2 separate regions of the Mus musculus genome follow, and region 2 is linked to region 1. The links are chromatin loops, found by intact Hi-C in ENCODE. Cell type or tissue: gastrocnemius. All regions are shown on one strand. Region 1 overlaps Gm33861 (a long non-coding RNA gene). Region 2 overlaps Gm33624 (a long non-coding RNA gene).

Region 1 (2,500 bases):
TAGCCCCAGAGGGGCCGCCAGGTGCACTGCTTGGGTGGGGCTGTGTCTCTAGAGGGAGGAAGGAATTGTTGTGACGATGAAACGCGCCCCAGCCCTGCCTCACACCAGTGAGAATGGCTAAGATCAAAAATTCAGGTGACAGCAGATGCTGGCGAGGATGTGGAGAAAGAGGAACACTCCTCCATTGTTGGTGGGATTGCAGGCTTGTACAACCACTCTGGAAATCAGTCTGGCGGTTCCTCAGAAAATTGGACATAGTACTACCGGAGGATCCAGCAATACCTCTCCTGGGCATATATCCAGAAGAAGCCCCAACTGGTAAGAAGGACACATGCTCCACTATGTTCATAGCAGCCTTATTTATAATAGCCAGAAACTGGAAAGAACCCAGATGCCCCTCAACAGAGGAATGGATACAGAAAATGTGGTACATCTACACAATGGAGTACTACTCAGCTATTAAAAAGAATGAATTTATGAAATTCCTAGCCAAATGGATGGACCTGGAGAGCATCATCCTGAGTGAGGTAACACAATCACAAAGGAACTCACACAATATGTACTCACTGATAAGTGGATACTAGCCCAAAACCTAGGATACCCACGATATAAGATACAATTTCCTAAACACATGAAACTCAAGAAAAATGAAGACTGAAGTGTGGACACTATGCCCCTCCTTAGAAGTGGGAACAAAACACCCATGGAAGGAGTTACAGAAACAAAGTTTGGAGCTGAGATGAAAGGATGGACCATGTAGAGACTGCCATAGCCAGGGATCCACCCCATAATCAGCATCCAAACGCTGACACCATTGCATATACTAGCAAGATTTTATCGAAAGGACCCAGATGTAGCTGTCTCTTGTGAGACTATGCCGGGGCCTAGCAAACACAGAAGTGGATGCTCACAGTCAGCTAATGGATGGATCACAGGGCTCCCAATGGAGGAGCTAGAGAAAGTACCCAAGGAGCTAAAGGGATCTTCAACCCTATAGGTGGAACAACATTATGAACTAACCAGTACCCCTGAGCTCTTGACTCTAGCTGCATATGTATCAAAAGATGGCCTAGTCGGCCATCACTGGAAAGAGAGGCCCATTGGACACGCAGACTTTGTGTGCCCCGGTACAGGGGAACGCCAGGGCCAAAGGGGGGGAGTGGGTGGGTAGGGGAGTGGGGGTGGGTGGGTAAGGGGGACTTTTGGTATAGCATTGGAAATGTAAATGAGCTAAATACCTAATAAAAAATGGAAAAAAAAAAAAAACAAAAAAAAAAAACAAAAAAAAACAAAAAAAAAAAAAAAAAAAAAAAAAAAAAAAAAAAGAAGCACTCTGCAAAGGGACAAAGCAGGAAGCCGCTGAGGCTGAGAAGGACGGACCAGGACAGCGCCCTCTAGTGGGACGTGGCTTCTAGATTAATAGGCCTGGCAGCAAGCTCGCTTTTGCTGGTTTTTAAAGCAGCAAAGGGTAATTTTCCCACGTGGATTTATGTTTGAAGATATCCCTAGAAGGTTTAAGCACAATTTCTGGTTGCTTTTAACAACTGGTAATCTCAACTCGGTATGCAATTCAAATGACGGCATTTTCTTTTTTTCAGAGAGCCAGATTAACTGAGCACTATATTCCAAATAGGCGTGTTGTAAAAGTAGTTTTTGCATTTTGGAGTAAAGTGTTTTAAAATATGCTTTTGTAATTAGATTATATTTAAAAAAACAAAACAAAACAAAAAACCTTATCTTTCCCACCTGGGCAGGGTTTAAACAAAGCCCAGGCAGTTTAAGGCTATTTTTAGTTCTGATTACTTATTCAGCTAAAATAATCCCAGGTTCAGCGGTTTATCTGGAGGAGGCACGACAGCTGGGCTCTCCCAGGCAGCCTCAGGTCAAAGCCTACGTCTTTATCAGGATCACGTGCTCTCCGCCTCCCCCGAGGACGGGAGGGAGAGCATACGAGGTGGCATGCTCTGTGACGCTAGTGTCGGTTTCACCAGCCTGGAGCCAGCAAAGTGGAGGAGAAACTGCTGATTCAGGGGCCTTCGATATGGCTGAGCTCACAGCAGGGAAAATAGGTCACTAATGACACGTGGCAAGAAGCCAAAAAAAAAAAAAAAAACCCAAAACAAAACAAAAAAACCCAGTGGCCAGGAGTTCTGAGAGGTCTGCCAAGGTCTGCCATGGGCAGGATCCATTGTCCTTGAATTCCAGAAAGAAAGCAGCGTGCTTTAATTTACTTAAAGTAGTCACAGGGCCACGGGACTCACGGGCTAAGACCATGATCTGGTCCCCCGTACACCGCGATGGCCCCAGAGTCCCTTCGCTTTGAGTTCTCAAGCTGAGACTATTGCTTGTTTTCCTCCGAGGCAGCAGGGGCAAAAGTGGCAATCTTAGCCTCCGTGCTTTCTTGTCCACTGAAGGGGTTCGCATCAGCGTGGCCTGAACCACGGCTGATCTTCGAGAAGCATCTCTCTGGTTCTAGGCAGAGGGTGTCCGGTGTGGTCCT
Region 2 (2,500 bases), 69 kb after region 1:
GCAGCTGGGATGATATTTCACTGTAACTAAAGAACTCTAGATGAGGGGCTGGAAAGATGGCTCAGTGGTTAAGAGCACTGGCTGCTCTTCCAAAGATCCTGAGTTCAAATCCCAGCAACCACATGATGGCTCACAACAACCCCGAACAAGATCTGACTCCCTCTTCTGGGGTGTCTGAAGACAGCTACAGAGTACGTACATATAATAAATAAATAAATAAATAAATAAATAAATAAATACTTCTTTAAGAACTCCAGGTGTGTTAAAAGAATGAAGAAGGTAACAAGACAACAGCCTCACCTATGGACAGCAGTCTTATGGAATCCTAGGTCATTTTCAGGACTGCTATGCATTGCCTCTTTCAGTACTAGGACAGCATTCTAAGGGAGCAATAGGCAATTTCCACCATCCTGATGAACACACGAGGAGCTGATAGGATTACTGCCCAGAGCTCCACGGCAAATATTGACAGGGCCAGAATTAAAGTCTGTCTGACTCAAAAATCAACTGTTTTACTGTTGACTTTTGAATGCTTGAAATTTAGACGTTAATTTCCAAGATAAACTTAGGACTGACTATATGAAAATTGTTGGATTCAGAAACTCAAGAGTTCTCGAAAGGACTAAAACATGGCTTTGTCTGCAAGGACTTTGCAATCTGGTAAGTCTGGGAGATGCAAGGAACTAATAAAGTACTAAGTGCCCTAGTAAGTAGGGTATAAAACATCCTAACTGGTGAAACGGCTCGGGAGCACTCCAGGGGGATGATGTAGAAACTATTTAACTCTGACCCGGGGTGTCTACTCTTTGATCACTCAGTCTCCGGATAAAAGACACACACAACCTTTATATTTACAGTAAGCCTTAAACAGTAGAGGAGCTGGGCAGACATCTACTCTGTATGCTACTAGAATCTACTTTCCTGTGGATAACCCTGAGTTATTATATTTTATTTTATATAACTTATTATATTTCGTCTGGGCTGCTCTTAGCTCCAGTTGGCCAGCTCTCATGCTCACATTTTCTTGACTCCCAACCCACAGCATCTTCCTCCTCCTCCTTCACCTTCTACTCTGTTTGTGTCTCCTCCTTGACCCCCCCCCCCCCCAAGCCCAGGAAACCTAAACCCTGCCCGTGTCTCTTCTGCCCAAGTATAGGAGTCCTTTATTCACCAATCAAAAATAACTTGGAGGCAAGGTCACATAGCTCCCTTGTCTTAGCACTACAATACACAGTAAAAGACAAAACCTCAACAGAGGAAGTCTCTAGTGGAGATGCAGGCTGAGGTTAAGAAGCTAACTGACACAGTGGAGCAAAGGTGAGGGGGAAAGGGCGGAGCAATGGGTGGGGAGAAGCATGTTTGGAAGGTAGGGGTGGAGATGGCTGATGTAAGTTGACCAGGAAACTGGACTGAGTCCTGAGAGACCTGTTCTCACCTTCTGAAGTGACTGCAAGAACACTGAAGTTGCGTGAATTCTGCCTTTAAATGGAAAAGACATTAAGATCTAGAATACATGGGCTGAACAAGAACCTGTCCTTGCTATGTGCCAGCGACTGGTAGAAGCACTTTAACCTTTACAAGCACCTCCGAGAAACATAGTTCTACTATGTCCGTTTGACACTGGGGAAAGCCAGGCACAGAGGGATCAAATAACATACTGCGAATCATTCAGCTAACTACCGGCTGAGTCGAGATTTGAACCCATCATGGCCAGTTCCAGAAAAGAGAGAAAATTAAAAAAAAAAAAAAAGTCAAGTTAAATTTCATTTAAAATTTCCCCGTGTGCAAATGGGCTCAGGAGCTGACTCCTGTGGACGTTTACCTCTCGCCCACCAGTGTTCCAATTCTCTTCTCTCTGGTGAACTGAGGGTGACACTTGTCAGTTGTGAACTTTCTTAGCTTCCCAGGGAGGTAGTACTTTAAAGCATCTCGTTTGACTCTCCTGGGGAGACACTCTACCCACCCAGTCACTATAGGGCACTAATGACAAGCCAAAGATTGCATCCAAGTTTGTCTTGATGGACCAGTGAGTTTATTGGGGTTGCTCACAGGAGCATAGGTGAGGAGTTAGCTATGGGAACATAGATGACTAAGCGTCAGGTGCAGCAGCAAACAGTTGACTCCAGCTTAGGTGACAGCTAATAAAAGCTGTATCCCTGAAGCCTATGCATGACTGGCAAGCAGACCTAGTGCTCAGATTGCCTTCGTCCAAGCAATTGCTACTGCACATAGAACCTTGGGGTAGGGGTTCTTGGGAGTCTTGTAAATTTTAGGAACTTCCTGGGTCTTGCATTGTAATTGCAGGATTTTTCACCTCTGCCCCCATTCTGGAAATAATGACTCTTGAGACTTATTATATATGACTAAGTGCTTCAGCCACAAGTTTTGGCTCATTCCTCAACGAGCTTGTAATTCAATTAAACAGTTTCTATCCTATAAGTGCCACAAGGCTGGTTACTTCCTCTCTGTTTCATGAGTCTGTCTTCTCAGAGGTCAGGGC

The links. Peaks named below come from ENCODE experiments on the same cell type or tissue, not always from the same donor. Only the 100,000 strongest peaks of a DNase experiment are listed, where the experiment ranks them.
Region 2: a loop joins it to region 1, with 2.4 times the contacts of the local background. A loop is called at or near these places in 4 of 42 quality-filtered maps.

What each region holds. Positions count from the first base shown.
Region 1 is chr10:119,065,074-119,067,573 of GRCm38, reverse strand. It overlaps Gm33861 (a long non-coding RNA gene), which reads left to right. Exons shown (of 4, transcript XR_380851.2): 4 at 1-169. Among named protein-coding and RNA genes, the nearest start is that of Gm33861, 9.9 kb to the left of the region's middle. In gastrocnemius, a CTCF peak has its summit at 1,424 (motif pointing left); DNase peaks (open chromatin) are centred at 1,393 and 1,960; H3K4me3 peaks cover 964 bases; H3K27ac peaks cover 1,177 bases.
Region 2 is chr10:118,996,077-118,998,576 of GRCm38, reverse strand. All of the region lies in intron 1 of Gm33624 (a long non-coding RNA gene), which reads left to right. Among named protein-coding and RNA genes, the nearest start is that of Gm33624, 9.9 kb to the left of the region's middle. In gastrocnemius, no CTCF peak of the experiment used is centred here; no DNase peak of the experiment used is centred here.